7 separate regions of the Mus musculus genome follow, and regions 2, 3, 4, 5, 6 and 7 are each linked to region 1. A link is a loop called in an ENCODE intact Hi-C map of the cell type or tissue named here. Cell type or tissue: heart. All regions are shown on one strand. Region 1 holds the start of Gm51699 (a long non-coding RNA gene). Region 2 overlaps Tcaim (T cell activation inhibitor, mitochondrial). Region 3 overlaps Zdhhc3 (zinc finger, DHHC domain containing 3). Region 4 holds the start of Zkscan7 (zinc finger with KRAB and SCAN domains 7). Region 5 holds the start of 1110059G10Rik (RIKEN cDNA 1110059G10 gene). Region 6 overlaps Kif15 (kinesin family member 15). Region 7 overlaps Zdhhc3 (zinc finger, DHHC domain containing 3).

Region 1 (4,000 bases):
GGGGAGGGGCGGGGAGGGGCGGGGAGAGGAAGTAGAGGTTGGCCATGGTCACGTGGCAAACGGGGAGAAGAGAGGGGGAGAGAGGGAGCAAGAGGGCTAGAGAGAAAGCAAGAGAGACAAGAGAAGCAAGAGAGTGAGGAGGGGCCAAGCAGACCCCTTTATAGTGGGCTGGGCTACCTTGCTGTTGCAGGGTAATTGTGGGAGGAGCATACCTGGCTATTTCCAGGTAACTGTGGGGGTAGAGCTTGGACAGCCTATGTGACTGATGGCCACAGAATGATGAAGTTGAGGGTGTGGTGTCAAGCATTTGTGTCTGGGGGCGTAGCTCACTGTTCCATCCCTTGTAGGACTTTTCTACTGGGTCTCTGGAGTAAGTTGCTTTCTTAGTCTAAAAGGAGATACAAAAATAAACAGAGTCCATTATGACTAAGAAATTTTGTGATTGTTGCTTTATAACATGTGGTCATTTTAAGGGGGTGAAGTCACAAGCCCTGTGGCCACTTAATCCTGGCGAGGTCAGCAGCTAAGGTAGAGGAGAGCCACAAGGTTGTTATTTTAAAAATTTGTGTTTTGAGTAGACATATTTTTCTGTAAATGAGAGTTGGATCCAAGGAATGTGTGTATAGTTAAATCTAGGTTACATTGAGAGGACTTAGCCAGACTAACTCCATGACAGGCTCCAAATTGGCAGTTCAAGAGACTAGGCCTAAATTTCTGTTTCCCAGAACTGGTCAAGGCTGGGCAAGTCAGTTCCTAGGAAAACCACAGCTTTCAGGCAGTCAATCAGGAACTGTCTTGCCATCTGGCCTGAGGTAAAAACAGAGTGTTTCCAGGTCTTCCCAGCAATGATTCTGGAAAGTTCCCAGACTTCCTCAAATCCCAATCCCAAAGACACCCATAGCCCTAGAGACCAAGCCAACCAGTCATGATAGAGGTCACCTACCGCTCCCTGGAACTCCCCTATTCAGCTTTAAATTGAACCTGTGAGCTTACCTCCTAGTTACCATTTTGATGAATGGTAGTCCCCTGCATGCTGGATTACTGTAGAATATATCTTTCTGCTTTTGCATACTCTTTGAGTCTGGGGTATCATTCTCCATTGATTCATGAATCCTTACAACATATATAGAGAGAACCAAATTTCATGTATATAAAACATAGACACAGGAGGCCAAATAAAACTTATGTTGGTAATTAATCATAACTATAAGCATATATGGCATATTGTGAATATGATTATGAGGTAATTGATAATTAAGTTGTATGTTTTGATTATTTTAATACTTTATTGTAGTAAAAAATATTAAAAATCCTGGCCTGAGGCTTTTACCCTGCCTTAGATCATTTATGTTAGCAGATGAAAGACACAAAGCTTTTATATTTTTAAATAGCCTTAAGCAGCACCATAGCTGGGCCACTGCCTACCCTCCAGGCTACTAGAGTCTACCTTCCTATTGATCCCTTACTGTAGTTCACCTGGGTTGCACTTGACTCCAATAGAGCAGCCCTCTGGGCCATGTTCTCTTGGCTCTTAGCCCATGACAGCTCTCCTCTCCCTCCTGCTCATTCTTCCTTCATTCCATGTGGCTCCTTCTGCCCCTTCCCTCCTCCTTGTGATCCTCTCACTCTAAGCCCGAAAAACTTAAACCTTACCTATGTCTCTTCTGCCCAGCTATTGGCTGTTGGCATCTTTATTTACCAATCACAATTAAATGGGGTCAGGGTCACTCAGTGGCTTAGGTGCAGACTCTCATCTCTGGGGCACCCATCTTGAGGGCCCCAAATTAGCATTAGAATACAAGCAGCATTAGGCCAACCCACTATAGTTTATAATAAGTGTTGTATGATTAGGTTTAAGCTGAAGGCTAAGTCAGGACAAGAAAGGGTTAACAAGTGGGGAAAATGGCAAAGGACCTTGGCTGAGGGAGCTGCTGTCACAAGGCCATAAATTGCATTGTTGCTTATTTTGGACGGAAATGAGGGGGCATTTTGGAGCCATGTCAGCGAGGAGGTGGGACTGTTGGCGTGTTGCAGCTGAACAAGTTTTGGGATCCATGGCAGTGGAGGGTAGGTGAGGCTTTGGGGATTGTTGTAGTAGTAGCCCTACATGGACCTAAGGGAAAAATGGTCACTGAGATCTGTACATGCCTCAGGGGTGGTTAAATTAGCAACTTGGTTTGGAGCAGCCATTGCAATTGGAACAACAGGTGAGTATGCTGTGGTGAAGAAAGGGGAGGAGTAGGTGGGGTTCCATTAGAGGAGGGGACTCTGATTTGGAGTTTGAGTCCTTGGAGGTAAGGGGGATGTGAGTGTGACCATCCTTACTATTAGGACCTGAGCCATAGAAGGTTGGTTACAGAGAGAGGGTCAAGAGCTCAGGCCCCAAAAGTCCTGGACAGAAGAGAGTTCAAACCGTCGGCCCACAAACAGGCAGAAAAATATTAAGATCATGGAGGATGTTAAAGTCAAGAGTGCCCTCTGGTGGCCATTTAGATTAGCTACTGAAGCCAGGCCACAGAACATTTGCCAGAACACATCTGGCATTTTGGACAAAGGTTTGAGACAAATTTGGATACATTTAGTAGCAAGCAATCCAGGAGGTGACTGAGGATCGGATTTAGACTCAGCGTTGTCCATCTCTGAGCTTGTTCTGGAAACCAAAGAGGTGTCCCTCAGAACAGCTTGTGGTCAAACAGTGGGAGGTGGGGTAGCCTTGGAATGAACATTTCCAAAATCCCAAGGCTACCCAGAATAAAGACTGTCTTTGTTCCAGAATGGATGAATTTGCTCTGGATCGGCTGCTGCTTGGCAGGTAATCCCAGGGGTTCTGGATCTGAAAGAGGCACCCAATACCTCTTAGGCTGGAAAAGGTGACTTACCCTAAGTTGAAAATCTGATGGAGGGAGAGAGAGGGAGAGGAGTGGGCACCACACAACAGGGGCCCAGACTACTGGGCTAGGGCTTAAATCCTCCTGGTTTTGTCACCAAGATAATGGGCTTTTTTTCTCCCGGGGTGACTCAGATACAGGCTAGATAAGACCAGGCTAAAAGCAGATAATGGTAGGTTTATTAGGAGCGAGTTCATCAGTCTGGAAGAACTGAGCTGTGGAAGTCACACAGCCTGGCTAGGGCAGAGGTTTTATAGACCTTAGGTGAGGGGTGATGGCATCAGCCACAAGCTGGATTTGTGCCCACATATGGTCAAGAGCTGAGCACTTAGGCAGGGCTTGGGTGGCTGGCAGCAGGGGCAGGATGTTTCAACAGCTGCCAAGAAGAGAACTGGGAGTTCCTTTGTTTGGAGTTTTTCAGCGCAGGGTGGGTTGGGGCAAGGAGGGCAGATGAGGTTTCCCAGCTTGTGCAGCAGTGAGCAGGGGGTTTCAGCCTAACAGTGGGGACCTTAACAGTGGTCCTATACAAGAAACTGGGGTGACCAGGAAACATTCAGCACGTGACCTGCTGGAACCGGAGAAGTCTTTTAAACAATAAATGAAACAACCTGCCACTGTGTAGCTTGTGAGGTTCTGGGACACAGGAGCTGATGGGGTCAGTTTGACTGCTGTGGAGGCAGAAAACCAGAGTAATGTAGCATCCATTCCTCCTTAAGGCAAGGGCTGTCTAACCTGAGACAGTGTGATGGACTGGCTCAGCAGACATTAGAGACACTTTAATCCTCATCTGAGGTTCTCATAAAGATCAAGGGCCAGGGGCCGGGGGCTGAGGGGACTGGGAATTAGAAAAGCTGTGTTCGAATTCCAATTCACTGGGCCAAATAGAAGTATGTTCATAGAGGAGTTAAAGAAGAGATGGGTTCAATAAGGACTGCAAGGCAGCTTTGCTGAGCTCTTTTTGTGGGGGGCAAGATCTTTATAAAGATCTATGCCAAAAGAGGCTTTGGCAGACCTACGTGCTATAGAGCATCATGCAACAAGTGCCTGTAAAGAAAAAGTGCAACCTAGAGGAGAAGAAAGAAAGTCGAAACAGAGGAAGAGGCCTGTATTGC
Region 2 (4,000 bases), 100 kb before region 1:
AGGAATGGTGACCAACCTGTTCAAAGAATATAACAGTTTATTGTGTAGAAAATATTAGAAATTTAATCATTTACCTTCCATTTAAATTCCTAGCATACATACATAGATAACTGAACTGGGTCAGAAAAATAGGTAAAATATGCTTAGTATACAGTCTTCCTCCATTCTTGGGATCGGCACCAGAAATTGCAGCGAACACTGAGTATATGCTTGGCGTCCTAGTATAAAATAGGATGGTATTTACATCCAGTGCATTCTCATCTTCTTGAATACTAAAAGCCATCTCTAAAGCACAGTGTAATAAATGCTGTGGAGTCCAGGAAGTAACAAGAAAATGTCTGTATATGTTCAGTACATCCATACATCTTATTTAGGTTTCTATTGCTATGATAAAACACAATAACCAAAAGTAACTTGGAAAGGAAAGGATTTATTTCAGCTTACAACTTTCAGGTCACACTCCATCACTAAGGGAAGTCAGTGCAGAAACTGAAAGACCCCCATTTCCGGGGAGACCCTGGCTCAAGTCCCTGGATGAGCCGACGCCCCAATAACTCGAGAGAAACCATTCTTGATGCAATATCGCATGAGGTTTATTCGGGAATCAGCATGTTGAGGCCGAGCTCATAACCCGCACAGGGACAGAGGAGATCGACCCCCAGCAGTTGCAGTCGAGGGTTTTAAAAGAATAAACCGCAAAGTTAGGGGAGGGTAAGACCATAAAGAATGGGGAAGCTGAGTAAACATAAGAATGGGGATGACGAATTACAGCTCATCTCTCACGGAAAGGTTACAGGCTATCTTTGGCAAACATTCTTGGTCCCTTACACAATGGCCCTTACAAAGTCAGGCGCCTGGGTGGGTCACCCAGTGGTCATCGTTCTCTCAGGCTGAAGGTGAAAGAACAAAGAACTCCATGCTGGGCTTTGTTTCTAGGGGTCTAAGAAACACATTGAGTTGGGGGGTCTTACAAAACTCAAGGCAGGAACCTCGAAGTAGAGGTCATGGAGGAATGTCGGTACCCCAGAACCCTTCTATATCATTAATCAAGGAAAAGAATCTGGGCATGGTGGCGCACACCTTTAATTCCAGCACTTGGGAGGAAGAGGCATGTGGATCTGAGAGTTGGAGGCCAGTCACACAGTGAGTTCCAGGACAGCCAGAGATAACACAGAGAGACCATGTCTCGAAAAAAAAAATCGTAAAAGACTATTCAAAAGTTAAGAGCAGCTTTTACCTGGGTCACATGATCCCGTTTTCTCCGTTTTAGATATGTCTAGGAGTCAGCTTGAACAGGAGAAGAAATCTCTAGATTCTTTTGTCTGGGTAAACGAGATCACTGGAGAAACCACCTTTCCTCCAGGGGAGGAGACCACACCTGCAACCTCTGGAGAGAAGCGTCAGGCAAGGTCGGGGTCTCTGCGAGTGAGCATGCCCTGCGCTGCGGCTGTCCACAGACCTGCTTCTCCAGTGAACCCCGAGGCTGCAGGCAGAGGCCCCGGGACAGGAAGCTTGCTTCTACCCGACCTGTCCCTGTCCCGAGCTCTGTCCCCATCAGGGGGCGCTCTGCCGACGCAGCACCACTTGGGAGCGTCCCCTCCTCTGGCAGCGAGGCTTCCAGCCAGCCCTTCTCTGCCCTGGGCCCTGTCCTGCAAGCTAAGGAATGTGCTGACAAGAAATAACCGGTTTTCCTTTTGAGCTAGGAAGTGCCAAGGAAGCGGCCGCCTACCCACACCTGCAGAGCTCTATGAAGGTCCCATCAGCTCCACCCTCAGAAGCACAAGTTTACAGGAATCCGCAAAAATATCTGCTTTCAGACCCAATACAAACTTTTCTGAGATTTTTTTTCAGATTGCCTTCTACGGCTTTCTTTACCTCCTCAGCTGTCTTGACACTTTGAGGGTGAATACCGCAGTTTTGGTGCTGGAGTCAAATCACCTGTGGGACAGAAGCAGGCCTTGGGTGGGATGAGAACAGGCCAGGGTGAGTGGGACCCACTCGCTGGACACTGGGCACACTTGGGAGTGGAAAGGGGCTGAAACCTGTTTTTCGGGTTAGCACTCCACAAGCTTCAGGCCTGTGCTTATATTGTCCCTACTATCTTCCAGTTCAAGCCTAGGACAAGCCCTCATGATGTCAGAGTTCCTTGAAAGGTGGTCACCTCGGTCTCTTTCACCATTCTCACTATGTAGACCAAGCCACCTGACTCTGCCTCCCAGTGCTGGGATTTCCAGCTTTTAGTAATGTTTTAATTTAATGTGCATGCATGTTTTGACTGGATGTCTGTCTGGATGCCATTGCTCTTAACCACTGAGCCATCTCTCCAGCCTGACCATGCGTTTTTTGACCACACCTTCCTGTGCCTCTTGTGACGAAGACTCTGGACAAGGGAGCATTGTGAAGGCTGGCATCTGGAAATGGAGGGTTACAGAGGCTGCCAGTGATCAGCACTGGAAGACCTCCTCCTACCAGAGCAAAAGGATCCCAGCCAACTATTGGCAGCATGCCCAGCCATCTGCGCTCCTTCCCACTCCCAGGGTGGCTTCAGTTGGCCGCAAATACAACCTGTATAAAATAAGGAAAACTTCTGGGGAGGGTACCCAGCTAGGAAGAGCTTTAAGCTAGCTAACAAGCACACCAGACGCATGCTCAGATCTGTGTATGGGTCTGCAGAGACACTAAAGGCTTTCAGGAAATAACAGACCCGTTACATTGCTTCTTGACTGGATGCTGCTGTGTTTTACAAGGTGTCCACACAGACGGAAAACTCTCCTTCAAAGGAAATAGGTAATTACATAGAGACAAAGGGCCAAAAATGAAAGCAGGATTCTTGCCCTGTAACAATTGGGCTGCAACCATTTGGAGCTCCTAGTGACCCACAAAGCTTTATATAAAAGGCCAGTCTCAAGGCAAACAATACCGTAATGTAACCCTCTGGGCTTGAGACTGAGGCAGGTCTGCCTTTGATGCTTTTGATCAAGTGACTGCACACCAACCACAGTGTCAGGCTCCTTTGGAGACCGTTTGTACCCGAGGCTTCACCTGCACCCTCTGTTGTGGAGACAGGACATACATCTGCAATGAATCATCTGCAAAGGATCACGTCTAATAACGTCCTACCACTACAGTCATGAAACTCAGCAGCTGGAAATCCTGGAACGCAGCTGTGTGGTGGCCAAGGCTTGCTTTATTATGTAACAATTAGTTCTGAGACAAATCCAATACAACACACATTACAGCAGATTCCACGTTAGCTGATATTAGACACGGTACAATCCAAGCAATTTTCTAATAAATGTCAGGTTTGACGGCCCCACCCCCCAGACAGGGTTACTCTGTGTTTAACATCCCCGGTTGTCCTGAAACTCACTTTATAGACCAGGCTGGCCTTAAACTCACAGAGATCCACCTGCCTCTGCTTCCCAAGAGCTGGGATTAAAGATGTGTGCCACCAAATCTACTTAGGGACTGTTTCATAAGAGTATTTACAGCAACATTTGTCACATTAGCATGGGTCAAAAGCCACAATGGCACACACAATCCTTTTATAAGCCATTTCTTATTTTGAACATACATTTGAACTGTTTAAATTAATGATGTTTCATAAAAACCCAAAACATGAAAAACTGATTTTAGCATCTCCTTTGTTCTAATGTACTGTGGGTCTACTCTGAACAGAGAGCAGGCCTCTCACTGTGCAGGAGACAGCTGAGCACAAAGGAGGCCATGCTTCACCTGAGAGCGAGCCATAGCACAGGGCTCTGCCTGGGCCAGAGCTGAAGAAGTGAAGAAAGCTTTTTAAGGAGCTTCAGGCTAAGTTATAATCCTACATCTTACTCATCTTGAGGATGCCTGTGCCCACCAAGTATATGCTCCACTGATACTTTAATTGGTAGAAGAAATCATGTATTTAAGTTCTCTGTTACTGATGCTTTAGTAAACTTGTATCAGACAATGTTAATAGTATATATTCAATAGGGTTTTAAAAAATCTTTCTCTT
Region 3 (4,000 bases), 350 kb before region 1:
CGTCACCAAATACATTGTCCTGTGACCTGGTGCTCACCTGAGGAACAAGATGATGGCCTAGGCTGATTTGGAGGGCCTGTTTCTTTGTCCAGCCACAACATGGAGATCTGCCCTTGGACCCCTGTTCTGTTCTTTCCTTGGCTACACTGTCTCTTCTGAGCTGTGTTAATCTAGAGTATGGGATGCTGTTACCTTGCCTACAGTTTTTTCAGATAGTGAGGTATGTGATGAAATCCTATGTGTGAAAGCATAGCTCCCTCTGTCTCTCCCTTGCTGTCTTGGGGTTCCACCCATTCTCTTGCCTGCTTCTTATCTGTGTGAGCTCCTGCCGTCACGATCAGACCCAACTAGGCTAAGCCCAGAGTCCCTCCACGGAGTCAGGAAAGGTGTGTTTGAGCAGCATGACAGTGTGGTTAAGTGCTCCTGTGGGACATGGCTGTGTGGCTAATGCTGGCCCAGCACCTGCTTAAAGGCTACACACCAAAGATTGTTCCTTGTGCCTCCTGGTGGAATACAACCCAAGAGTGGACCTGTTAATGTATATAAGCCAGAGAGAGCTTGTCAATGTCTCCTGAGATCTGGGGGCTGAAATGTGGCAAGGAAGTAGTAGAAGGGAAAAGTATCGCTTTTAAAACAGTGGTATAAAAGATAGGAGTAGTGAGGGAAATCTAGAAGGCCTAGCACCAGAAAAGATCTCTCTGTAGAGCATCTTCTGTGTTCAGTGACCATTGCTTCGCCTTCAGTCCCTACAGCCTTGGGCCTGGAGCCCTGCCTGCCCTGCCTGAAGCTGTCTGGCCCACAGAGAAGACAAGTGCTGTGCTGGCACTTCATGTTCTTGAAAACAAGAAACTACCTACCTATGCCACCCCCAAGAGCTATAGAGACTTTCCCTACTCCCTCAAGCATATGTTTGTCTAACCTGATTGCCCAACACATCTTAGCCCCTTGTGAAACCCAGCTTCCTGCTCTTCCACACCTGTTTTCTTCAGAGTGTGAAGGGTGGCTTTGCTATGCGAACTTGTTTAAAATATCCATGGCCTACAGAACCAGAGGCCACTTGGTGCTTCTCTACAATGGACCCTCACTGACTTAAGTGTGTACTTGAAAGCTGCCCTAGAAATAAGTAGGATGGAAGAGGACCTGCTGAGGAGCATAGGCAAGAAGTGGCTACTCTCAGGAGTTTGTTCCTCAAATGAGTAGGGATGAAGGACCCTAGAGCTCACTGCATTGGGTTGTATGCCCATAAGATAAATAGGATGTGGTGATTCCATCCATGGTGAGCAGAGGCCTGGTACATAGCGAGCCGACCACTCTACACTACTTGCCTGCTTTAAAATTGTTTATGGGGAGGTCGGGCATGGTGACGTACACCTTTAATCTCAGCACTTAGGGGACAAAGGTAGGTGGATCTCTTGAGTTCTAGGTTTGTAGAGCAAGTTCCAAGACAGCCAGGTTACACAGAGAAACCTTGTCTTGAAAAAAACAAACAAAAAAGTGTTAATTTATTGTATACATAATTCACATGTGTTTTCATGTGTATTTTTAGAGCTGGTAACAAAAGAGACAGAGCAGACAGACCAGTGGTATAGTTGCTGGGCCTGGCTATTTGCTTCTGCATCCATGTTGGACCTCCTTTTCTTTCTTGCCTTGCCTTCCTGCTCCTGAAGATCATGGAACCAGGCTAGGATTTCTGAGCAGTGCCTGTTGGCACTGTGTCATGAGATGAGGCCTTTGGAGTGATGGGGAAGAAAAAGGGTAGAGAGCAGTATGAAGCCTCCACTCGTCTTAGTCAGACTGACAGGAACCCACCGACTTGAGTAAGGTAGTCCAGCAGACCCAAGTCTGCCGAGCTACTACAGTTCCTGCAGCTTGAAAAAGTATATTCCATTTCTGCTAGAACATCTGGAACTTCTGCCAGCCCTGCCCAGTATCCTGTCCTACAGTAACATTTCCCAAACGCCTCTCACTTGGCCTCCTCGGGACCCCAATTTCTAAGTTTCATGAGGCTTCAGAATAGTCTCTTACGTGGGCCAGTTCTGACCTGTTACTGTGTGCAGATGCCCTGGAAGCAAATGCTTCGACCCTAGTGAGGAGTGACCTGACCCTGGAAGTCCTGACTCTGCATTCCAGAATTCCAGTGTTCCCCTCTGGGTCACCCCAGCACCGCTGCTTTGTTACTTGTGTAGTGTTTGTTTTCAAACTGTATGATGGTTACCCCTGCTGAAGGTCTGAATTATGGGTCATTTCAGTGTTTGTAAGCGGTGCATTCGCAAGATGGATCACCACTGTCCTTGGGTCAACAACTGTGTCGGCGAGAACAACCAGAAGTACTTTGTCCTATTCACAGTAAGTCAGCATCAACTCTGCCTCCACGAGGCAGGGGCACTCATTAGTTCTTTGGAAAACCTCAGCACTCTTAGCAGTCTTGGTTGCTGTTGAGAAAACTGCCTACTGTGTGGTTCTCTGCTTTCTCACTCACTATCTCTCTGGCTCAACAAATGTCCTTCACTTTCTGTGCATGGAGAAAGCTGATTTGGTTTAACTAGCTGGAGGCAAGTGCTATGTTCTGGGTACCACTAGAGCACTAGGCCCACATAGCTAAAGAAGACAGTGTTGCTGGTGGCTCAAACTCTGAGCTACAAGTAGATGTAGAATAGTTGGCACTCTAACCTTTTAAGTTAGAAGCAGCATAAGATTTCATGTGCCCCACACAGCCTGAGTCATGCTGTGTTTGGGCTGTGCATCTGTTCTGGTTCCACATATTCTCAGAGAACAAGAAATAGAGGGTCTGTGGACTGGAGGAGCCGCAGCTACCTTTCTGGCCTCTGCCTAGCAGAGTATTCATGTAGAACATGTTCTGAGTAGCTGCTCAAGGAGGCTGCATAGTTAGGAGATTTTCCCAACAATGGCTCAGCACTGCTTTCCTGTTTCAGATGTACATAGCTCTCATTTCCTTGCACGCCCTCATCATGGTGGGATTCCACTTCCTGCATTGCTTTGAAGAAGACTGGACAAGTAAGTATTGCCAGGGTTTCCCTTCCTTTGGTAGAGAGGGTATAAGACCTGAGTGGCCTGGGATCCTGTTCCCTTTGCAGTGCCAGCCCAGCCTCATTTTATTACATCTTCTGAAACCCTACAGACTGATCAGGCCCTAAGAGGCACTAGTCTTTTTTTATAAAAAGAAACAGACCCTTCAGTTTAGACAGGCAACTTACTAAGTTGGACAGGATCAAACTGAGCATGTCTCCAGAGAGAGCATGCTCAGGTCAGCAGAGGGAGGCCAGGCTCCTGAGGAGGGCAGGCTCGGTCTGCAAGGCACTTGCTTTACTCTTTTCACCGCTGGCGATGGAGCCCAGGGCTACACTAGGCAAGCTTTCCTTCCCTAAGCAACACCCTGGCTCCAAACAGGGCACTATGATCAAGGTCATTTTACCCCAGTCTTCTCCCAGAGATCCATTTTTAACTTTTTGCCTAGGGCATAAGGGTTTTTAACTTTGTTTGGTGAGTGTGTGTGTGTGTGTGTGTGTGTGTGTGTGTTGCAGTAGTAGTAGTAGTAGTAGTAGTAGTAGTAGTAGTAGTAGTAGTAGTAGTTTGTTTCAGATTGCTTGTCTTGATAATACTAACTTAGATTAAGATCATAGACCATGTCTCCCTGCTTCACAAATATTCCATTTAAATGTACAGATTTAAAACAGGGAGAAACCGGGGTAGGAAAGAAAAAAAATAATAAGCAGCCATATGTAGGGCTAGAACTTTCACACTCAGAGTCTACAAGGCGGATGTCCTGACCAGGGAACCCCTTTCTAGTTCTGAGAGGAGGGAAGGGACAAGCAGGATACCATCTGCAGAAGTGAGTGAGTCCAGCCAGTTCTTGCTCACTTGGTGAGCATTCTAAAAGTACATATATTTGGCTAGGCCCTGGCAATCCAAGTCAATTCTGGTGTGGCCTTGTCAACTTGATATAGGATGTCCAATGAGGTCATTCCATCATCACAAACCT
Region 4 (4,000 bases), 150 kb before region 1:
AGTGGCTCTAGATGTTCCTATAGACTGACTGCTTACCTCCCCTGACTCACTAAGGTGTCTCTGGAAATCCTCCACCATAGCCACAGCTTCCTCGCCAGTCTCAGGGTGATGGAGCTGTACCCAGGTCTGAAGCTCCCTGGGCAGGATGCTCAGGAACTGCTCCAGCACCAGCAGTTCCAGGATCTGTTCCTTGGTGTGGACCTCTGGCATCAGCCACCAGTGGCAGAGCTCCCTGAGCCGGCTCAGGGCTTGCTGAGGCCCAGACATCTCATGGTAGCACAACTGCCTGAAGTGCAGTCGGAATATTTCACAGACGGGAAGGTAGTTCTTCTGTCCCCATGTCTGGCTTCCTGGTTCCTGCTTCACAGTCAAGTTCCCCTCCTGCTTCTGATACATGGCAGTCCTGGGGATGATATCTAATGTCCCCCTGCCTTCCATGGTCATTGTGATCCCAAAAGAGAAGCTGGTTCCAGCTACAGCAGGCACACTGAAAATGAGTCTCTGCTTCAAACTGCGGGGGCTGTTTTTTCAGAGTCAAGAAAGGAAGTGAGGAAAGTGTCACCTACAGAAACACAAAGAGAATGATCAGAGTCCTGGAGCACCTAGCTCTTAGCTGGTAACAGGTTCTGCAGCTAGAAGCAAAGCCTCCGGGGAAGAGAAGAGTACAAACACAGAAATGACTCCAAGTGACTTCCCTTTTCAAACTATTAGTGGCTCCAGTCACCTGCAGGATAAAAGCTAACTGAATGTCTAGGCTTAGCTTTCACAGTCTTTCACATACACCTCCAACCATTTCCCCCAAGTACCCAAATTAAAAGGACATCAATGGCCTCCAAAGCAGGGTATACAAGGAAACTGGATGTTAAAGAAAATACTAAATGATTTAACTATTTAATATGTCCTGTAGTAAGCACTGAAATTCAAATAGGATTTATCTTTAATTTTTTCATAAACTTGTGCTGGGAGTGGAGGCTCAAAACTCAGCTGGTAAAGATGTACTAAAGTTTGGGGCTAACACTTTACAAATAAGGGGGTGGGGACCACACTTTACCTGTCTGCACCTTCCCTGTTTTTTCCCGTCATTTCTGACAAACTCTTAATCAAGTGTCAAGACTCCGAATAAATAACACCTCTCTTGAAGGATATTTTCCTGCTTTCCCCAGATATAAAACAATGGCTCATTTCCCTTGCTGTACCTCATACTATAACAGTGTACTTCAACTGTTTATGAGGAACTCACCAGTCATGGCCTCTAAACTACTGGAGGGTCACCCAAAGGGAGGAACTAGTATTAAAACTTTTGGAAGTCTTTTCTACTTAACTTGGAACTTAACTTTAACTTTCTGGTCTCTCCGGGCATACCACTGTTTATAGCTTCAGTAATCCCACGGACTACTCTCCACCCATAACTCTGTTGGATCACTTCTCTTAATGCAATTGTTTGCAGTTTACTCAGGGCTCTGTTTCCTGCGAAGATTCAAAAGGCAGGACTGCTTCCCAGTCCTGCACGCGTGCATATGTGTTACACAGGGAGAGAGATATGTTACACGAATGTGGTTAGTTTAGTGGACAAAATTTGGGAAAAGCCATTTTCCTTTCCGTTTATGCATGCCATTTGAAAACCAGATCCTCTGGGGCAACTAGGATGTGTGCCGTGGTTTGAGATATCAGATATCAGGCACTGGAGACCCCAGGGTTAGACATTTTCCTCTGAGCCTGTTTTGTTTTGTTTTGTTTTGTTTTGTTTTTAAGACAGATGGAGTAATCTGTGAACTCTCCGAGAGTACACAAGAGCACAGGACACTTTCCTGCGGTCCTTACTGTGCCGAGTGCTAAGCGGCAGGTCTCGCTGCACGTCTAATCTGCGAGCTCGCGTGGGGCTCACTCCAGAGTCACGGTCCTGCCTCGGTAGCCGCTCACCTGGCCGCGTCTGCCCCGTGCAGCGCTGACGCACGGGAGCCAACAACTCGAGCCGACCCCAAGCCGAGCGACCACAACACGAGGACGACGCGGCTCCGCCTCGGGTAAGCACCCCGGCACCGCCCGCGTCGCGGCCCGAGTGCGGGCCGCACTTTCCACCGCGTCGCCACCGTCATGCGTGACGGCTCAACGGCCCCACACACCTCCAGGACACTAGGAAATGGCAACGACGGCGGGACGGGAAGCATGAGAGCATCACTTCCGGTACCTCCTGGATTCCGGAAGTCTTGGTTGCCAAGGTGAGCAATAATCTTGAACGCTAAGATTTTTTTTTACCCAGGGAACATCTGGGGCACAAGAGGGTGTCATGCTGAACTTAGAGTCATTCAGATTCCAGAGACCTCACTCTTGACATAAAAAGGTCAAAAAAAGCAAAGCCATACTTTCCAACAATCAGACTTTGACAGACCAGCCTGTCCCTGATGATGCCCTATACAATTAGAGCCCAATTCCTAATTGTGTTACAGCTCGGTTCCATTAAGGGGAAGGTTCCCGCAACTGTACAGTTCTGCTTGAGCAGGCAAAGGTTCCCCCGATGTAAGTGTTACAGCTTTCCTGGGAAAGGTACCCTGGCAATCGGGAGTCAAGGAATACCACAAAGTCACACCACACAACAAATCTCACATAGATTTATCGGAAGGGAAAACCCAGAAGAGTGGCTGCCTCTGCTCAGGCAAGGAGCAGGGGGAACTGAGGAGAAGGCAGGCCTTATATAGGTTTCAGTGAGGGATGGGACTTCTGGGGCAGTCTGGGATTTGTGGGATTCTAGTCAGAGTTTGGGGCAAACTCAGGGATTGGTGGAACTGTTTCTTGGGGTCTAGGGGTCAAGTCTGGGTCAGGGTGTTCTTTCCTTGGCTCTTTTACCCTAAATTTATCTCTGAGGTCATCTCACCTCAAAGTGCCAGTCTCAGGAAGGATTAATTGTGTTATAAAGTTTGCTATCTAACAAGATGGAGAACTTTATTTACTATAAAAGGGTAGGTCCCTCTCAGAGGACAATTCTCTGAGAATTCAAATTTGTTATGACTTTCTTTATTGAAATTTCTTTAACTATTATAGTTTTGTAAATACTTTTATTCCTGTGCTTTGGATTTATAAAATACACATTTATGGGCTCAAATAGCACAATCTGTGGCCCTGATTCTTTGTGTGTAAGGTGTGATGCTTACTGCTTGCTTTTTTGATTCACAGGTTAGTAAAATATATATATATATATCACATGATATAATGATCTAATACAAAGGGTCTTAATATTTTGTTCAACCAATTTCAATTCATTTACAGAGAAACAACATTCTTACTCCAGGATGACACGAGCTTCCCCCTCTACCCTGTTCTGCTGTCAGGAGGTCCAGCATCCTTCTATTTCGTAGTACAACCCTGGGAGTGGTGGTCATCTGTATCTGGGGAATAATTATAACAGGAATGCTGAGGTAGGGGCCCCTCAAAGAGGGGGACCTCCTATGAGGGTTTATTAAAGGAGAAACCTGGGTCTGAGGAGGAACCATGCGAGGTAGCATGAACAGGAGTCATTACTAAGAGGGGATCCAAAAGGGATGCACAGAAAAAACATAGAGAGGCATTTTAGATGGGATGTGAGGAGCAATAATAGATCAGAAGCGCATTGAACATGTTGTAGCCAGGATTGGGCATTTCTTCTCAGTTGTATTTCCTGTTCAAGAATGGTTTTATGGGTTCATGTGGACTGCTCCAGGTATCGAGAGATATGAGCAGAGGGGCATGCAGCGCAACTGGTGGGATATAGCTTCCCCATGATTCCCATTCTCCATATTTCATCCCAGGGGTCATCTATAACAATGAGACAGTTATTCAGGTTTTGAAATAGGCTATTTCTTTCTTTCTTCTTTATGTAAAACCATCAATTTGTATTTATTTAATATACATTGTAAGGGTTCAAGCAGACTTAATTTAAAAAAAAAAAAACACAGCTTAGAAATCATTTCTGTGAGAGCTGAGTTCAATTTTATAGGATCAATAACAGCGGCCGCCATAAAAAATC
Region 5 (4,000 bases), 210 kb before region 1:
GTCTGGCTTCACAGAAACCTTAAGACGAGCCTAGATTTTAAAAAGAATTTAAGCTCTATCATGTACTAGTTTGTACGCTTAAATTCTCTTACTGCTGAAGAGGTAGAGGAGACAGGCTACTTTAAATAGAGGAAAAGATCACACAGAGCTGTTCAAATATCAGTGTAATAGACTTAAAGGGTTACTAAAACAATTCATCAGGAAACAATAACAATTGACAAAGAGCTACAAACATGAACACTATTGTAAATTTCAAATGTATAATTTCACAATTTTCTCAAGTATCTCATTTTATTCTCAAATCTTATAATCAGCCGAAAAACAAAGGAAAAAAAAAAAAACCACACATGCCAGCACCCATATTCAGAAGCTCACAACCACTCATAATGCTAGCTCTAGAGTATCCAACCACTCCACGGCCATCTTCACCCACACAAGCAACCTACACACAAACTACACTCGCAGCTGTGCACACATATACACATGCATGTGCACTCACATACACACCAATAATTAAAAATAATTTAAGAAAGATAATAGGCAATATAAGAGGTGGCACTCATATACGTTGGAAGTGGGGGATTAAATCAATCTCTTTGTGATGAAAACAGATTAATATATATATTAGTCTACTCATAATCTGCACTTCTTTTTTCTATGTTTTTTTCCTCAGCCATCAATCACAATCTAAAACAACTAAATAGAAAATTCAGAATGAAACAATTTCTAAGCCTTTTTTTTTTTTTTTTTTTAAACAAGGTCTCAATATAAAGCCTCATGCTACACAACTCTTTTTAGCCAGGTACTATAAACACTACTCTCCTAACAGTCTCAGCCATTTGTTATTAGATCAAGTGGCTATATCACAATGCTTGTGTTCAAGTGACTTTTGGATACTAACTCTGTCATACTGTCTACAGAATTTCTCTCAGCAAGTAGACACCGTAGAATCTCATAGGATAAAAGACCGGTATAATAAGACACTATGTCAAAGACTACTTTCAAATAACTATTACTGTCTATTACTATAATTGAGGCAAAGACTACTTTCAAATAACTATTACTGTCTATTACTATAATTGAGGTATTTTAGTATTAGCTAATCTTAGTACACTTAGTTTACAGAGCACATTATCTATAGGGTTCTGTACTAAGATACAGTTCTGGTTTCAGGAACTCATGAAGTCTTGCATGAAGAATGGGAACTGTTGTAAAGGGACCGTTGCAATTCGCTTTAAAGTTCCCTCCTCTGAGGGTAGGCCACCGAAGGGAACACAAATCCCTTCCCTTCAAAAAAGGCAGAAATAGGTAATCAAGCATCAAGTGCAGCGCAAGGGCCGCCCTCAGGACACCAGAAGCCAGCAAGGAAACAGCAGGGTCCCATGCACAGAGAAGAGCGCTCGGGTGTAGGGTGGCCGAGGCGGGACGCCCGCGCTCCGTGAGGAACTCGGGTTCCCACTGCGTGTGCCGTCGTCGCCCTCGCGGGGCGCCCTAAGAGGTGACGCCCCGTAGCACCGGCATCTGCCAGCGGCGATGAGTTCACCAGGCAGGCTCGCAACTTACATTTGCAGCCGGGGGCCATGGCGACCCCGTCCGAGATTCGCTTACGCCAGGACCACCAGAATCCTCCCTTCAAGATGGCCGCAGATTTGAATTTGGCGCCCCAACGGACCACGCCTCCTGGGCGTGGTCGGATGGCGTCACTAACACGGTCTACGTCAGAAGTCCGCGCGGGCGACAGACACTTTGTACCCTGCCAAGTCTGCCGAGTGCTATTTATTGTTGGTCAGAACCAGAACTACCATGAGCAAGCGGAACCAAGTGTCCTATGTGCGGCCCGCAGAGCCCGCCTTCCTGTCCCGCTTCAAAGAGAGAGTCGGCTACAAGGAGGGGCCCACCGTAGAGACCAAGGTGAGGCCGCGGGAGTCGCCCCGAGTCAGACCCTCTATCTCCACCCCACTTCCGGCTCCTCGGTGCCGACGTAACTGACAGGTCCCTCACTCGCGACCAGCCGGACCCCAGGTCTGGCCTCTCGGGTCCAGGAATTCTTACTTGCAGGGTGCTATTCTTGAAAACGACCTAGCCCTAGTAGCTAGTCTAGACAGCTTTTCTGTCCTTTCTTACTTGCGGATCTCACTTTACCTGAGCAAGGTGATTGACAGCGTCGTCCCCTTTTTCAGATAAGGAGACCGAAGCCACTTGATTAAACGACTCGAATCAGGAGTCTTTGAAGGAATCAGCCAGGACTAGTAGAACCCCTGCTGTTTACCAAGCTGTGTGTCTCAAGATAGGGAAATGAAACAGTACTTCTCAAAGGGGGTTGTCTAATGAAGGTAACATTGAAAACACAATGCGTTCTTGCTGCCGAGAAGCTATGCACAGGTCAAACAAGAGGACATGCAGTTGTGTTCAAAAGCGCATCTAGGGATTCTTTAGTTTTGAGGGCTAGCTATGTAAGAGATGGCCTGGAGCATCCTAGACACAGTTTGAGAAAAAAAGACAGACATAATGGACAGTTGAGTACTCAAACTTAGTTGTCTAGACTCTTAGAAGCTGTGAAAGTTACATGGGATAAAATATAGTAGTGGGCAAAGGCCAAGTCATGCAGGGTATTCCCCATAAGATGACTGCCCAAAATTAAATATTAGACAGTTGCTTGAAAAATGAGATAATTCTGTATTTATCTCAAAGTATGCAAAACCTTTCTTAGTTAAAAAGTAGAAATGTTTTGACTTAGCTGACAAAATATAATTGTTACATTTGTACAGTGAGTACTAGGTTTCTGTTTGATAAATTTCAAAAGTTAAACAATTATGTACAGTATTGTTTATGTACAAAACCTTTTATATAACTATTTGTGTGTCCTTGAATAGCAGCTAATAGTATCTGCTGGGCAGTGGTGGCACATGTCTTTGAATCCTAGAACTCAGAATGAAGAAGCAGGCAGATCTCTGACTTCCAGACCAGCCTGATCTACAAATGGAGTTGCAGGGCAATGAAGGCTAAACAGAGGAAACCCTGTCTTGAAAAACAAACAAAGATATCTACAAAACTGAAGCTGTTAGTATATCAAATGAGCAGAGGTAGGGGAAAATATAATTTTCCTGTTATTTTCTGTACTTTTGTGGCTTGGATGGTAAAGTCAGGTTGTTGGTGTTTTGTTGGTTTTTGTTGTTGTTGTTTTATCAAATCCAGACAAGACAGGGATGAAAAATATTGATTAGAAAAGAGGAAGCAAGATGATGTGGCACTGCCTTCAATAGTCTAGATAGAAATTAATCCCACTGGAGAAGTTTCCCAGTTTCTGTTTTCTGGTATAGTAAAAATAAACTCTTTGGAGTTTATTTTTAATTAAAATTTTATCTTCTATTCATTTCAAGGATCATTATCCATTTTGCTTTTGTTCTAGTTTTGCTTGTTTGTTTGTTTTGTTATCAAGACAGGGTTTCTCTTTGTAGTCTTGGCTGGCCTGGAAATCACTGTGTAGACCAGGCTGGCCTCAAACTCACAGAGATCGGTCTGCCTCTGCCTCCTGAGTGCTAGGATTAAAGGTATACACAACCACTGCCCAGCCCACTTCACTTTAAAAATTACAGTTGCTCACAATGGCAGTGTTTGGTTAAAGATTATCAAACATTTTCTGTAGAAAATCCAGCCTCAGCTCCCAGATGAAGATGGCAATCACAGTGACAAAGAAGATGAACAGCCTCAAGTAGTGGTTTTAAAAAAGGGAGACCTAACAGCTGAAGAGGTCATGAAAATTAAAGCAGAAATAAAGGCTGCCAAAACAGGTATATCCTAAAATAATCTGATTTTTTTAATTGAATAGAATGGTTTGAAGAAAGCCTTTGGTTCAAGCATTAGCTTTTGTACCAGATGTGTAACCTTGAGCAAGTGATTTCACTCTGTGCCTCAAGTATCACTTCAGTGAAATAGAAAATAAGTAGACTGACCTTAGTGTACTGTATAAAGTATCCTATTGCTAAAATAGGCCAACCAG
Region 6 (4,000 bases), 220 kb before region 1:
TTTACATGTAACCAGAGTTGACCAAGTTAGTAAGTGGATAACAGACAGTAAAAGTAAAAGGTTTAACACCAACAGCAAAGGTAAATAACTAAACAAGAAAGACAGACTAGAATAAACCCTGTGGTCACTGGATTAGTGCTAGACATCAGTATAAACCCAGGGTTAGCATAATATCTACATGAGTGGATGATACAGAACTTTCAGATCTCTCAGCTGCTCATTACCATTTTCCAACAAAAGAAGCCATGGTTTTAATGATTCTAGAACTAGGATAGACAACATATAAGAGCTTGGCATGTCATGCAGCCTGATAAAGTAAGGAAATGCTCAAAAACAAAGGACAGAATATGTCAAAGCAACAGAGAAACCTCAAAGATCAAAGATGGAACAAACTAGGAACAAAATATACCATTGGATTACTGAACTATTAGCTTCAAAACAGAGAAAGGGGCTCTGAGCCAAGGAAGATGAATGGTCCCTAGAAGCTAGGAAAGGAAGGAAATATTTTCCTATACAGCTTCCGGAAAGGATGGAGCACCAGTAACAGCATAAACTCAGTTCAGTGAGGCTCATGATGAACCTGATACATCTGTTATTTATGCCACTAAGTTTGGGTGATTTATTAAACCAGCAACAAATAGGAACTAATACAAGTACTGTCATACTTTTATATAGAGATAGTTAACAACTTACTATGCAAAGATGGTCCCATTATAACCGCTCATGCATGATTCCACAATGCTTTTAGCCACTGTTGAGAATACAGACTCCTACAAATATAAGCACCAAACATATTAAATAAAAATACTTCTAACCTATATCTCATATCATAAAAACTAAGTGCTTAGACTTTAAGACCTATAACTGCTTAAAGGTTACATCTACTTTAGGAAAATGGCTAAACCACATATGATGATAAAAGGTAAAATTACAAATATCATGAGGTCAAATAATCTCCAATATAATCATAGATTTTAGCATGTCTATTGCTTTGGAGCAACATGACCAGGGAATGGTCACAAACCTGACCACTTGACAGCACCTGAGAAACCTAATAATAATGTCAACCGTATTGTTTTAACCTTATCAATTTCTATAATATAACAGTTTTACTATTTCTAAAGTGTTGATATTGTTTACAGTTATATTTCACTTCTTTGGGGGTATCTATCTATCTATAGATATAGATATACTATAGATAGATATATATGTGTGCATATGTAGGGGGGTTGTGCAAATGACACCTTGACTATTGTTCCTCAGATGCTATCCAGGGTAGTTTTTTTGTTTTGACTTGTTTTGATTTTGAGAGGAAGTATACTCAACAAGTAGACTAGGCAGGCTGACCAGTGAGTCCCACTGATCCCTGTCTCTGCCTTCCCACCATTGGGGTCACAAGTGTAGGCCACCAAATCTGGCTTTGTTTACACACAGGATCTAGGGATTGAAAGAGGATCCTTAATACTTTAATGACTATGCTATCTCCAAGTCATTTTAAATTTTTTAGTAAAAAAAAAAAAATTATCTGAAAAGAAAAGAAAAGAAAAGAAAAGAAAAGAAAAGAAAGGAAAGCAGGGCATAGTGGGGATAAATGTCTTTAACCCCAGCACTTGGAAGGCAGAGGCAGGCAGGAGTTCAAGACCAGCCTGGACTACCTAAGTTCCTAGGTAGCAAGAGTTACATAGTAAGACCCCGCCTCAGGGGAAAAAAAAAATGCAAGCAGATGATTAGAGACGAAGCTCAGTGGTTAGGAGCACTACTGGCTGCTCTTCTTCCAGAGGACCCTAGTTTGAATCTTGGAACCCATATAGCAGACTCATAATTGTGTCTGTAACTCTAGTTCTATTTATTTATTTATTTATTTATTTATTTATCTGTAAGTGCAGTGTAGCTGTCTTCAGACACTCCAGAAGAGGGCGTCAGATCTCATTACAGATGGTTGTGAGCCACCATGTGGTTGCTGGAATTTTGAACTCAGGACCTTTAGAAGAGCAGCAATGATTTTTTAATGCACATGGGGCTGGAAAGTTAGTGTAGTGATTAAGAACACTCATTGCTCTTGTATAGGACCTGTGTTTGATTCCCAAAATGCACATGGTGATTTACCACCATCCATGACTCCAGTTCCAGAGCATCTGACACTTAAGGTCTTCCAAGGACACCAGGCATTCACATGGCACATATAAGCATACATGTAGGCAAAACACTCAATACATATAAAATAAATCTAGCCAGGTGTGATGGTACACACCTTTAATCCCAGCACTCGGGAGGCAAGCCTGGTCTACAAACAGAGTTCCAGAATAGCCAGGGCTACACAGAGAAACCCTGTCTCAAGGGGGGGGGGGGGGGGGGGGGGAGAGGACGGGGGACTAAAAGAAAAAATTTAAATGCATTCATCTGAATTTCAGACAGATTCTATATATTATATACAAATATTATTCACTGTTAGCATAAACTCCATAGCTCTATATTTTCTTCACTTATTTTGTCACTAGTTTGTACTGAAAGTATTTTTATTTTATTTTTACTTATAGACACAGTTTATCAACAACAAAAGAATTCTTAAACCTACAATGTCCATAAGCTACATGTGGCTATTGAGAGGCCAATTTAGATTACAAGTTGAAATAGGCATATTGTATAAGTTTAAATTATATAGGAGATTTGGAAGACTGAATTAACAAGAATGAAAAAGATCTTAAAAATAGTTTATATTAATTACATATTAAAGTGGTATTCTGGACACTGAGTTAAATAATATCTATGACCATAATTAATTTTACTGGTTTCTTTTTTCTGCCACTATGTCTATTAAGATACTTTAGGTTTTGGAATCTTGTATTCCTGGAACTGGTTATGTAGCTGAGGCTGTCATCGATCCATCTGCCTTTGGCTTCTTAGTGCTGGGCTTACCGACACAGGCTACCTTGCCTGTCTTTCAGAAAGGAATGGGATGTGTATATGCAACTGAATGGGGAAGGCCCACCTTGAATAAGGCTGGGATCTTGATAGAACAGAGTGGAAGGAAGGAACAGCTTACTAAATTCTCCTTGACCTGGAGTATATTTTGCCATTGTCATTTCCAGGAACCCTAAGAATCCAGTTTCAGCTGGGTGGTGGTTAACTCACATCTTTAATCCCAGGAATTAGGAGGGAGAGGCAGGAGGATCTCTGAGTTCAAGGACAACCTGGTTTACAGAGTGAGTTCCAGGATAGCTAAGACTACACACAGAGAAACTCTGTCTCAAAAAAAAAAAACAACCAATCGACTAAACAAACAAACAAAAAAGATATTTTTAAATGATAAGTGTAGCTCATTTTATATTTCTATTGACTAGCAATTTTCTAGCTGAAAAGAAAACAGATCTAAAAATTTTTTGAAACAAACAAAATCTCATGTGTATAGTAAAGACTTGTGAGGGGCTGGGGATGGAGTTCATTTAGCAGAGTGCTTGCTAGTGCTTCCTAGTACACAAAGTCCTGGATTCAATCTCCAGAATGGCATATATCAGGCATCATAGTAAATGCCTGTAATCTCGGCACTCGGGTTGGAGGCAAGCAGATCTGAAGTCTGAGGTCATCTTTGGCTACACAGTATAATGCAGGATAGTCTGGGATACATAAGACCCTATTACAAAGGAAAAAAAATTAAAGACCTATGCTGTCTGATCCAGTAGCCATTAACAACATGTGACTCTGTAACTTTGTTCATTCAACATATTAGCCATATTCCAAATGCTTAAGCACCTTATGTGGCTAATGGAGCCAAGGAACTGAAATTTAAACTTTATTTAGTTCTAATTATTTATTTGCCATAGTACGCACTACGCCTGATTGGCTTCTCACAAGACTTTCAGAATCAAGCGATTCCTGGCCAAGAAACAGAAGCAAAATCATCCTATTCCTCAGTGGATCCAGATGAAAACTGGTAACAAAATCAGTACCAGTCTATAAGAGAAGACACTGGAGGAGAACGAAGCTGGGTCTGTAAGGATTC
Region 7 (4,000 bases), 330 kb before region 1:
CGCTGCGTGATACTTCAGAGTACTTTGGTTGTGAGTCTGTGCATCTTCTGGGTTGCAACAGGAAGACGTTTCGTGCTGTGGGCTGCAGTAGAAGGGTATGGAGCTGCTGCTCGAGAGAGTTGGTATCATCTGACCAGCTCTCCAGAGCTTGCTGTGGGGATGCTGGCCAGCTTATCTGCTGGCACTGGGGTCCTATTCCAGGAGTCTCACAAGCCCTGAACTGATGCCTGTGGTCCCTGCCACCCTTGGGAGCCTTAGGCCTCACACATTCATGCTGGGGTGTTGGTGCAATGTTCACCGGTCAGACTCTACAGGCCGTTCAGGTGAGGCCGAGGCCTGCTCACTTGTGTCAGTCACTGTTCGCTTGAGCCTGACATGGCTCACACCTGTGAATCTCAGGCTGCAGAACTTTGCCTTCTGGACACCTTTAAGTCTACAACTCTTAGAAAAAGAAGCTCTGGGGTCTGTTTTATGCATCAATTTTCTTAGATTATTTTCTTTCCCTGCTCAAAGCTGACACTCCTGATGTCTATATATATAGCTGCTAAGGAATGTGGGCACACAGGCCAGTTGATCCTAACACACCACTTTACAGTGGTAATCCTGGGCTTGCTCTGCCTCTGCACCTGACTTTGAGACCTACAGAGTGAGGCTTTGTCAGACAATGGGGAAAACACCTGGTGGAGAGAAAAAAAAGCACTTGTCCTGCTTCTGCATAACTTTCTGTTTTTGTTTTTTTGTTTTTGTTTTTGTTTTTTGAGACAGGGTTTCTCTGTAGAGCCCTGGCTGTCCTGGAACTCACTTTGTAGACCAGGCTGGCCTTGAACTCAGAAATCTGCCTGCCTCTGCCTCTAGGATTAAAGGTGTGCGCCACCACGCCTGGCTTCTGCATAACTTTCTAACCAAGCTTGGGCTGCTGTCTCAGCCTCTCGGGAACTTAATACTGACACCTTCACAAGGGGTGTGTGTGTGTGTGTGTGTGTGTGTGTGTGTGTGTGTCTGTGTCAGGACCTGTGTTCCTGGCGGTGGAGGGCATCATCTGCCTGTCTTCATGACCTGCAGAGACTATTAAAACTCTGGTCTTAGCTGATTCTTGTTCTTATTACAAAAACTAATGCTTGCTCCATGGTGAAAACATGAAATGTGGACAAGTCCACAGAAATACACCCCATCTGCAACGGTAACAGCCCCATGGGGGGTGTCCTGTGCAAAGTGCTTCTCCTTAAGGCAAGACACAGGTTGCAGGATGTCCCAGGGTCATGCAAAACATGGTTTCTCAGTGCCACACTTGCAACTTATAGAACTAGTTACTTAGACTGCGTTGCTGCACATTCCAGTTCTCAATTTATCATTATAACTCAGTGTCAATTCTGTCTTGGGTTCTCTTGAACTTCTCATTGTAAAATAATGTCAGACTTATAAAAATCAGCAAAATTGTATATCTTCTGAATGACATTCAGTGTTACCAAAGATAAACATCTTACAACAACAACAACAACAAATTCCTTTCTCTTTTAAGAAAGTAATTTGGAAAGAAAAAGGAGGGGGTGGGGAAAACTTGCAGTCTCCATAGTGGTGCACACCTGTAGTCCTAGCTGTTCAAGAGACTAGGGTGGGAAGATCACTGATTCTCGGAGTTTGAGGCCAGCTTGAACTGTGCGGCAGACCGAAACCCATTCTCTCCTTAAGAACAAAACTCTTACTGTCCTCTACCTCGGGGGAGCTTTCTCTACCTGCCTTTTGTCTTCAGGGATTCCACATTCTACTACTTGTCTCTACCCCATTTCTATCAGTTCCTCAGTCTTAAATTTGTCATGACCTAGATTTTTTTAATTGAGAATAAATTCATATAATGTAATACAAATCATTTAAGTGTATAGTTGGTTCTAAGACACTTACCAAATTCAGGATAAACCACTTCTGTCTCATTCCAAAATAGTTCCACCACAGACCTTGGCCCTGGTGAAAACTGTAGGTCAGTTATTGTTGTCAACTGCTCTTGTGTCGGGTTAGGCAGGAGGGGCACTGGCGTGTTACATTTGTGGTTCCCTGTAACTGGAAACACTTGCTGCTGATCCACTTGAGTCTTGGCAATTCTGACCTTGATGGTTGTGTTAAGTCCATTCCTGGAACGTTTCCCTGCTATAAAGTGACCACTGGCACCTTCCATTATTGATGTCTCATGAAGAGAGCACATGAGATCAGATTATTGGTTATTGGGTTTTTTGGTTTGGTTTGGTTGATTTAAGACAGGATCTCTTTCCCTGGCTGTCCTGGAACTCACAGAGACCCACCTGACTCTGCCTCCACAATCAGCTAAGGTCAGATTCTTTAACTGATAGCTTTTACAGAAGTCAAGAAACGTAAGTCCCTGAGATGTTATGGGAAGAGTGCTAGAGTATTGGTATAGTCAGATTAGTCTGTGTGTCTACCTCTTCCTTACAAAAGGGATATGCCATATTCCAGTTACAGGAGAAAATTGCATGAAAGAGATAAATTAGGACCATAGAAGTCTTCCTTGGGGGTAGAGGGTCTTGAGTCATGATTGAGTGCATCGATATCTGTCTGGGAAACTCAGAAAATTCCCTTAGCTTGTGGAAGAGGTGAAGAAAGCAGAGGCCTGGCTGGGGGCTCAGAGCCTTTGTAAGGATGAATCTGGAGGTCTGATCTCTGTGTATCTATAACTGTTTGGGGCTTTTTCCTACCCATCACCTTCTTTCTGTGGCCTGGGGGCCGAGTCACAGTCAGCACCCACAGCAGGTGAGTGGTCAGCTTGGGAGAGGTCATGTGGAATGTCCACTGCATGAACCCACAGTGGCCTGTGCACCTTCTGGTGCCCACTGCATGTGGCATCTTTGCTTCCCCTCGCATGTTTATCTCCTGTGCTGTATCCTCACCCCTCAGCCTTCCCCATGCCAAGCTTACTGGTCCTACTGTGGGCAAGGGGCCCCTTTTTTAGTGGTTTCTTTTTTTAAGATTTATTTATTTATTTTATGTATATGAGTACAGATGGTTGTGAGCCATCATGTGGTTGCTAGAAACTGAACTCAGGACCTCTGCGTGCTCCGGCCCCACTCACTCCGACCCAAAGATTTATTTATTTATTATTATACACCAGAAGAGGGCATCAGATCTCATTACAGATGGTTGTGAGCCACCATGTGGTTGCTGAGATTTGAACATGGGACCTTTGGACCACTGAGCCATCTCTCCAGCCCCTTCTTAGTGATTTCATAGGTGATAGTCTAGCTCATGCCTACAGAAGCCAAGATATACTTGGCCATTGGGTATCTGGTCCCTGCCCAGGAGCAGACCACTGCCTTTGTAGGAAGGGGTCTGGCAGTACGTGGGTGACAGGCAAATCCAATGCCAGGCCCGCTTGTTCTGCTTCACAGTTTCTGCTCTGCCCTGCAGCCCTAAGGGACTTCAAAAGTGGCCTGGGCCGCAGCAAGCTGTGCCGTCCATATTGAAATTCCCATCCCCTGCTCTGCCAAGGCAAAAGGTGTGTTCATGTAGTACACTGACCTTCTGCCCATTCTCCTTCAGGGTATTGAACGCCTCCAACGAACAAAACAGCCCAGGGAGCAGTCGGGCAGCTGGAAGTCGGTCCAGGAGGCTTTTGGTGGGAACTTTTCCCTGAACTGGTTCAACCCTTTCACCAGACCTTGTCAACCAGAGACACCCATTGATAAGGGCTTGGTACGTCAAGTGTCATCTCTGTCAGACGTGGACAACATGGAAACAGCTGAGAGCCAATTGGAGGCGACAAAAGACAGGGACTCTGTGGAGGTGCTGGATGAATAGAAGTCATGGAGGATAAGACACCAACAGTGGCTGCTACCCTGATGAGTGTTACCAACTCTGTCACCCCACACTTTTTTTTCCATTAGGATTGGGGTCGGGGGATAGGAAGGGCAATAGAGGGTACAGGAGAGTAGGGACTTTCTCTGAGTTCCTCTTAACAGGATGTGCCAAAAGTGATCCAGCAAAGGAAATGGTG

What was found. Peaks named below come from ENCODE experiments on the same cell type or tissue, not always from the same donor. Only the 100,000 strongest peaks of a DNase experiment are listed, where the experiment ranks them.
Region 2: a loop joins it to region 1, with 7 times the contacts of the local background. A loop is called at or near these places in 3 of 42 quality-filtered maps.
Region 3: a loop joins it to region 1, with 2.7 times the contacts of the local background. A loop is called at or near these places in 4 of 42 quality-filtered maps.
Region 4: it touches region 1 in a loop (2.0-fold over the local background); 6 of 42 quality-filtered maps call a loop at or near these places.
Region 5: a loop joins it to region 1, with 2.5 times the contacts of the local background. A loop is called at or near these places in 13 of 42 quality-filtered maps.
Region 6: it touches region 1 in a loop (4-fold over the local background); 14 of 42 quality-filtered maps call a loop at or near these places.
Region 7: a loop joins it to region 1, with 5 times the contacts of the local background. A loop is called at or near these places in 5 of 42 quality-filtered maps.

The regions. Positions count from the first base shown.
Region 1 is chr9:122,735,411-122,739,410 of GRCm38, reverse strand. Gm51699 (a long non-coding RNA gene) reads right to left here and starts at 388. Exons shown (of 3, transcript XR_003948282.1): 1 at 213-388. In heart, a CTCF peak has its summit at 2,484 (motif pointing left); no DNase peak of the experiment used is centred here.
Region 2 is chr9:122,835,500-122,839,499 of GRCm38, reverse strand. Tcaim (T cell activation inhibitor, mitochondrial) reads right to left here. Exons shown (of 11, transcript NM_001013405.2): 11 at 3,168-4,000. It overlaps Gm35549 (predicted gene, 35549), which reads left to right. Exons shown (of 3, transcript NM_001363262.1): 3 at 1,271-1,847. The coding sequence starts at 1,273. The coding sequence ends at 1,698. Among named protein-coding and RNA genes, the nearest start is that of Gm35549, 6.5 kb to the left of the region's middle. In heart, a CTCF peak has its summit at 1,564 (motif pointing right); DNase peaks (open chromatin) are centred at 1,559, 2,499 and 3,189; H3K4me3 peaks cover 528 bases.
Region 3 is chr9:123,082,560-123,086,559 of GRCm38, reverse strand. It overlaps Zdhhc3 (zinc finger, DHHC domain containing 3), which reads left to right. Exons shown (of 7, transcript NM_001372538.1): 4 at 2,250-2,346; 5 at 2,934-3,015. Among named protein-coding and RNA genes, the nearest start is that of Zdhhc3, 29 kb to the left of the region's middle. In heart, no CTCF peak of the experiment used is centred here; no DNase peak of the experiment used is centred here.
Region 4 is chr9:122,884,986-122,888,985 of GRCm38, reverse strand. Zkscan7 (zinc finger with KRAB and SCAN domains 7) reads right to left here and starts at 2,168. Exons shown (of 6, transcript NM_001177505.2): 1 at 1,921-2,168; 2 at 37-562. The coding sequence starts at 444. It also overlaps a transcript of Zfp445 not described here. In heart, no CTCF peak of the experiment used is centred here; a DNase peak (open chromatin) is centred at 2,085; H3K4me3 peaks cover 1,363 bases; H3K27ac peaks cover 1,252 bases.
Region 5 is chr9:122,948,716-122,952,715 of GRCm38, reverse strand. 1110059G10Rik (RIKEN cDNA 1110059G10 gene) reads left to right here and starts at 1,716. Exons shown (of 3, transcript NM_025419.4): 1 at 1,716-1,911; 2 at 3,647-3,791. The coding sequence starts at 1,804. It overlaps Kif15 (kinesin family member 15), which reads right to left and starts at 1,635. Exons shown (of 35, transcript NM_010620.1): 1 at 1,564-1,635. The coding sequence starts at 1,582. In heart, a CTCF peak has its summit at 1,539; a DNase peak (open chromatin) is centred at 1,705; H3K4me3 peaks cover 2,767 bases; H3K27ac peaks cover 1,676 bases.
Region 6 is chr9:122,960,250-122,964,249 of GRCm38, reverse strand. Kif15 (kinesin family member 15) reads right to left here. Exons shown (of 35, transcript NM_010620.1): 4 at 694-770. It also overlaps the pseudogene Gm35691. Among named protein-coding and RNA genes, the nearest start is that of Kif15, 11 kb to the right of the region's middle. In heart, no CTCF peak of the experiment used is centred here; no DNase peak of the experiment used is centred here.
Region 7 is chr9:123,070,165-123,074,164 of GRCm38, reverse strand. Zdhhc3 (zinc finger, DHHC domain containing 3) reads left to right here. Exons shown (of 7, transcript NM_001372538.1): 7 at 3,547-4,000. The coding sequence ends at 3,804. Among named protein-coding and RNA genes, the nearest start is that of Tgm4, 37 kb to the right of the region's middle. In heart, no CTCF peak of the experiment used is centred here; no DNase peak of the experiment used is centred here.